2 separate regions of the Homo sapiens genome follow, and region 2 is linked to region 1. Evidence: read pairs that join two places in POLR2A ChIA-PET (ENCODE). Cell type or tissue: GM12878. All regions are shown on one strand.

Evidence for each region. ChIA-PET counts read pairs that join two places held together with the same protein. Peaks named below come from ENCODE experiments on the same cell type or tissue, not always from the same donor. Only the 100,000 strongest peaks of a DNase experiment are listed, where the experiment ranks them.
Region 2: POLR2A ChIA-PET joins it to region 1 with 6 read pairs; 4 of 35 experiments call an interaction of 5 or more read pairs at or near these places.

The regions. Positions count from the first base shown.
Region 1 is chr20:33,605,038-33,607,537 of GRCh38, reverse strand. It overlaps CBFA2T2 (CBFA2/RUNX1 partner transcriptional co-repressor 2), which reads right to left. Exons shown (of 11, transcript NM_001032999.3): 2 at 439-582. Among named protein-coding and RNA genes, the nearest start is that of C20orf144, 56 kb to the left of the region's middle. RefSeq lists a silencer at 880-929. In GM12878, no CTCF peak of the experiment used is centred here; a DNase peak (open chromatin) is centred at 1,207; H3K4me3 peaks cover 504 bases; H3K27ac peaks cover 1,069 bases.
Region 2 is chr20:33,407,787-33,410,286 of GRCh38, reverse strand. It overlaps SNTA1 (syntrophin alpha 1), which reads left to right. Exons shown (of 8, transcript NM_003098.3): 6 at 1-152; 7 at 1,399-1,586; 8 at 1,688-2,330. The coding sequence ends at 1,780. It overlaps LOC124904889 (a long non-coding RNA gene), which reads right to left. Exons shown (of 2, transcript XR_007067567.1): 2 at 1-234. Among named protein-coding and RNA genes, the nearest start is that of CDK5RAP1, 7.5 kb to the right of the region's middle. In GM12878, no CTCF peak of the experiment used is centred here; a DNase peak (open chromatin) is centred at 976.

The DNA of each region.
Region 1 (2,500 bases):
CCATCCAGTCTGTGGTATTTCATTATGGCAGCCCTAGTAAACAAATACAACAATATTCTCTTTTGTAAAAAGTCTTACCATGACAGCACTGGAACATTTTTAGAATTCTATAATTTTAGAAAACTTACTTGGAATCCCATAAGGCAATATAATAATTTAAATTCATTATTGTTAGAGTCAAAGAAATAAAAATAGTTACCAGCCAAAGAATATGAAAACAAAATATTTAAACAACTAAATATCCAAATAAGCTAAGTATTATTCTCAGAGGGTAAAAGTAATTTATAAAAGAAACAACCAGAAATATATATCTGTGTCTATATTTTCAATAGTACTTTGAAAACACTGAATAATATATGTGGAACGCTTCATACAAGTCAGTCACTTAGATCCAAATGTCACTCTGAACTACAAACATAAGTAACTAAGAGGTCTCACATGCAGTAGGAGTGAAGGACACTGGCCTCGGTCCTCCAGGATTTATTGGTGGGAGGGGTGGCATGGTGGGAGGTGAGGATCTGGACTGTATCTTCACTTCCACAGGCGATCCAGGCATCGCTGGCACCCTTTTCTCAGGACCAACTGCAGAGAATCAGAGAAATGGAGGTTAGGGTTTTCTAAAAGTTTGCAAAAACAGACAACAATTTGAAATACCAACATACTTCCCTAGAGGACTGCTTGGTATAATAGGCTGAATAGTGACCCCCTAAAAGATATGTCCACATCCCAACATCTGGAACTGTGAATGTTACCTGATTTGGCAAAAGGGTCTTTGAAGATATCATTAAGTTAAAAATCTTGAGAGGATGAGATCATCCTAGATTGTCTGGGTGGGCTCTAAATCCAATCTGAATGGTGTCCTTAAAGAAGGGATGAGACACAGACACAGAGACATACACAGAGGGAAGCCAAAGAGAGGACAGTCACACCAAGTGGCGACAGAGGCAGGGACTAGAGTGACACATCTATACACCGAGGAATGCCAAGGAGTGCCAGCAACCAGCAAGCCAGGAGGGAGAAGGGGACACATTTGTCCTCTGAAACCCCGGGAAGGAATCAACCTTGCTGATACCTCAATTTTGGGCCTCTGGCTTTCTGAACTGTGAGAGAATGAATTTCTATTGTCTTAAGCCACTCAGTTAGTGGTACTTTGTTACTTCAACCCTAGGAACTAAAATGAGGAAACAAGGTCAAGAGGTGATGTGAACTGAAAGTTAGCAGTCTTTAGATAGTGGCTGAGAAAGGAAGAAACCAGGTTACAAATATAGCTTACCTCAAATGCATTTTCTTTAACTTCTCCTTATAAATGAATCAAATTATTAGGGGTGAAAAAGCTAACATGGGAACTATCTAGACTTAGGCCTCAACTGCAAGACATGAAAAGAAAATCAATCAGTTATATATAAATCAATATTAATAGGCTGGGCACGGTGGCTCATGCCTGTAAACCTAGCACTTTGGGAGGCTGAGGCGGGTGGATCACCTAAGGTCAGGAGTTTGAGATCAGCCTGGCCAACATGGTGAAACCCTGTCTCTACTAAAAATATAAAAATTAGCTGGGTGTGGTGGTGGGCACCTGTAGTCCCAGTTACTCAGGAGGCTGAGGCAAGAGAATCGCTTGAACCTGGGAGGCGGAGGTTGCAGTGAGCCAAGATCATGCCACTGCACTCTAGCCTGGGTGACAGAGCGACTCTGTCTTAAAAAAAAAAAAATCACCATTAATAATGATGTACTAAATTATATATATACATATCAACTACATCAAGTAGGAAAAAAGAGGGAGTCAACCTCTCTGACCTCAAACATGTAAATGTCATTCATGCTATACATTGTTCAAAAAGATGAAAAGTAGAGCTGAGTCTACATGAAGCAGAGGCTACTTCATCTATGGGAACAATTAATAATAGGCAGTTGTTTGATAATACTAAATGGCAACAAAATTCCAGAAAGATAAATTAGATAAACTTCATGATGCTGCAATTAGGTAGGTCTGAGCTAACAGGAATCAGACTTGATACCAATGAGTAATATTCTAATATATCTAACAAGTTATTTTTCCCTATCAAAGAGAACTTGTTACATACTTAGTTAATAATACGACCAGGGTTACCATAATCACCTTTAAATTGAGCTATGTTCCTCACAGTAATTCTAAGCTTTTCACTTAAGTACCAGCCATTCATTCTCCAATAACTGCTGAATTCAAATTAAAGTGTAAAAAATGGGGAGCAAAGGCTCAAATAAGAAGGTAAAGTCCAAGTTTTCCTTCTGTGAGAGCACAGCTATAAAGACAATACATACAAGAGTGTTCACGATCCTGGCAACAAGGAACATTTTTGTGCATTGATGGGACACAATGGTATTTGTAGAAAAGTATCTCCAAATACCATTTTTATGCTTCAGTTTGCAGTGGCCACACTTGGGAAAGGGATATAATAAAGTCAATCAAGAAAGCAATGCCCCCAAGTTACAAATCCCCTGACAAAAATGTGCAGTTCTC
Region 2 (2,500 bases), 200 kb after region 1:
AGAGCTCTCTTTTGCCCTGCGCACGGGCACGCGTCACGGTGTGGACACTCACCTGTTCAGCGTGGAGTCACCGCAGGAGCTGGCTGCCTGGACCCGCCAGCTTGTGGATGGCTGTCACCGGGCCGCCGAGGGTGTGCAGGAGGTGTCTACAGGTGTGCTGGGAGGATCTGGGAGTGTCCCTCTGGTAATAAGCCTCTTATCCCCAGGGGCATTCAAGCTTCCTTCTTTAGGGCACTTCAGGAGGGGATAGAAAATGGGGTTTGGAGGTCAAGGTGGGTGGATCACCTGAGGTCAGAAGTTTGAGACCAGTCTGGCAAACATGGCAAAACCCTGTCTCTACTAATAATACAAAAATTGGCCAGGTGCGGTGGCTCACGCCTGTAATCGCAGCACTTTGGGAGGCTGAGGCGGGTGGATCACTTGAGGTCAGCAGTTTGAGACCAGCCTGGCCAAAATGGTGAAACCCTGTCTCTACTAAAAATACAAAAATTAGCCGGGCATGGTGGTGGGCGCCTGTAGTCCTAGCTACTCGGGAGGCTGAGGCAGAATTGTTTGAATCTGGGAGGTGGAGGTTGTAGTGGGCCCAGATTGTGCCACTGCACTCCAGCCTGGGCGACAGAGCAAGACTGTCTCAAAAAAAAAAAATAATAATACAAAAATTAGCCGGGCATGGTACTAGGTGCCTGTAGTCCCAGCTACGCAGGAAGCTGAGGCACGAGAATCACTTGAACCCGGGAGATGGAGGTTGTGGTGAGCCGAGATTGCGCCCACTGCACTCCAGCCTGGGTAACAGAGTGAGACTGTTTCTCCAAAAAAAAAAGGAAGTTGGGTTTGGGCCCTCTGTTTTGGATGTGCAGGTGCCCTAGCAGGCAGAGACTCTTCTCCCTGGGGTTTTCTTGCCCCAGTTTTGTCAATCTGCTGGTGAGGATGTGAGAGATGGCACTTGGGGTAGGGTTGCCAGAGGAAATAAATACAGGACACCCAGCCTCATTTGAATTTCAGGTTAACAATGAATACTTTTTTCACAGAAGTATGCCCAAATTAGTCATTGTTTATCTGAAATTTAAATTTAGCCGGGTAACTCTGCAGGTCTCCAAGGGCGGTGCTTGGTAGATCTGATGATGCCTTTATCAGCAGTGAGCCTCCTGTCCATGGCACATTTTAAGCTCCCCCTTTCTACTTGTGCTGCTGGAAGTGGGACTGGAAGTGGGTGTAGGTCCTCTGAGGGTGGGGGTGATGACTCTCTGCAGGGTGGGTGTACTGGTGCCACGACAAACAGTGAGCCTCCCATCCCTGGAGGCATTCAGGCCCCACTTTGTAAGCTGCGGTGGGGGTTGGAGGTTGGGGTGTAGTCTCTGAGGTGCCAGCTGTGCCTGTACCTATGTGCCCTCCCTGCAGCCTGCACGTGGAATGGGCGTCCCTGCAGCCTGTCTGTGCACATCGACAAGGGCTTCACACTGTGGGCGGCTGAGCCAGGTGCAGCCCGAGCTGTGCTCCTGCGACAGCCCTTCGAGAAGCTGCAGATGTCTTCAGATGACGGTGCCAGTCTCCTTTTCCTGGATTTTGGAGGTGCTGAAGGCGAGATCGTGAGTGAGGGGCTGCCTCTGCACCCTGGGGAGGAGGGGGTGTGCACTCTCGGAGGCCAGGCTGGCCAGGGCCCTGACTCTTCTCTCCATCCACCCTCCAGCAGCTGGACCTGCACTCGTGTCCCAAAACCATAGTCTTCATCATCCACTCCTTCCTGTCGGCCAAAGTCACCCGCCTCGGGCTGTTGGCCTAGAAGTCGCCGGATGCACTAGCCCTGAAGAGGGGTGTCCATGACATGGCCTGAGCTGGGCCTCCACCGACTGCCTGCTCACCCCTGGGCTGAGGGAAGGGAGAGGAGAGGAACAAGGGCCTCCGAAACCCCAACCCTGAGGGAGACTGGATTGGTCTTGGGGCCCAGGACCCAGACGCAGGACAGAGTGGACTCTGCCTGTGATGGGGTGGCCTTCCTGCTGCCCCCCTCCACCAGTGCCTTTTGCAGAGAGATATTTTGTGTACACAGAAGCCATTCCGAGTCTGGGACCTGCCCCTGTGCGGATCCTGACCCCAGCCAACAGCTGAGCTGCCGGGCCTCCTCGAGGCCCCTAAGCCACCCCCAGAGGTCCCATCTGAAGCTGGAGTACCCTGGGGTCAGCAGCAAGAGAAAGAAGAGGAGATTTTCTGTTTGTTTTTCCCCTCAGCCCTGCCACCGTGGGGAGTCTGGTTTTTCTCTTCATCCTGTCTCTCTCCTCCTTACTCTTGGATAAATAAACAGCCTGTGAGCACACAGGCAGCCCGGCCCAGTGTATGTGGTCTGTGCCTTGGCCTTTGGGTCCTGGGGTGGCCCCTGCAGTCCCAAGATGGACCAGACCAAGGACTAGGGCACCTTTCCCTGGAGAAGAACAGACCTTTACTACATGGGCCAAAGACAGTGTATTGGTTATCTATTGTTGTGTGACAAATTATCCAAAATTTG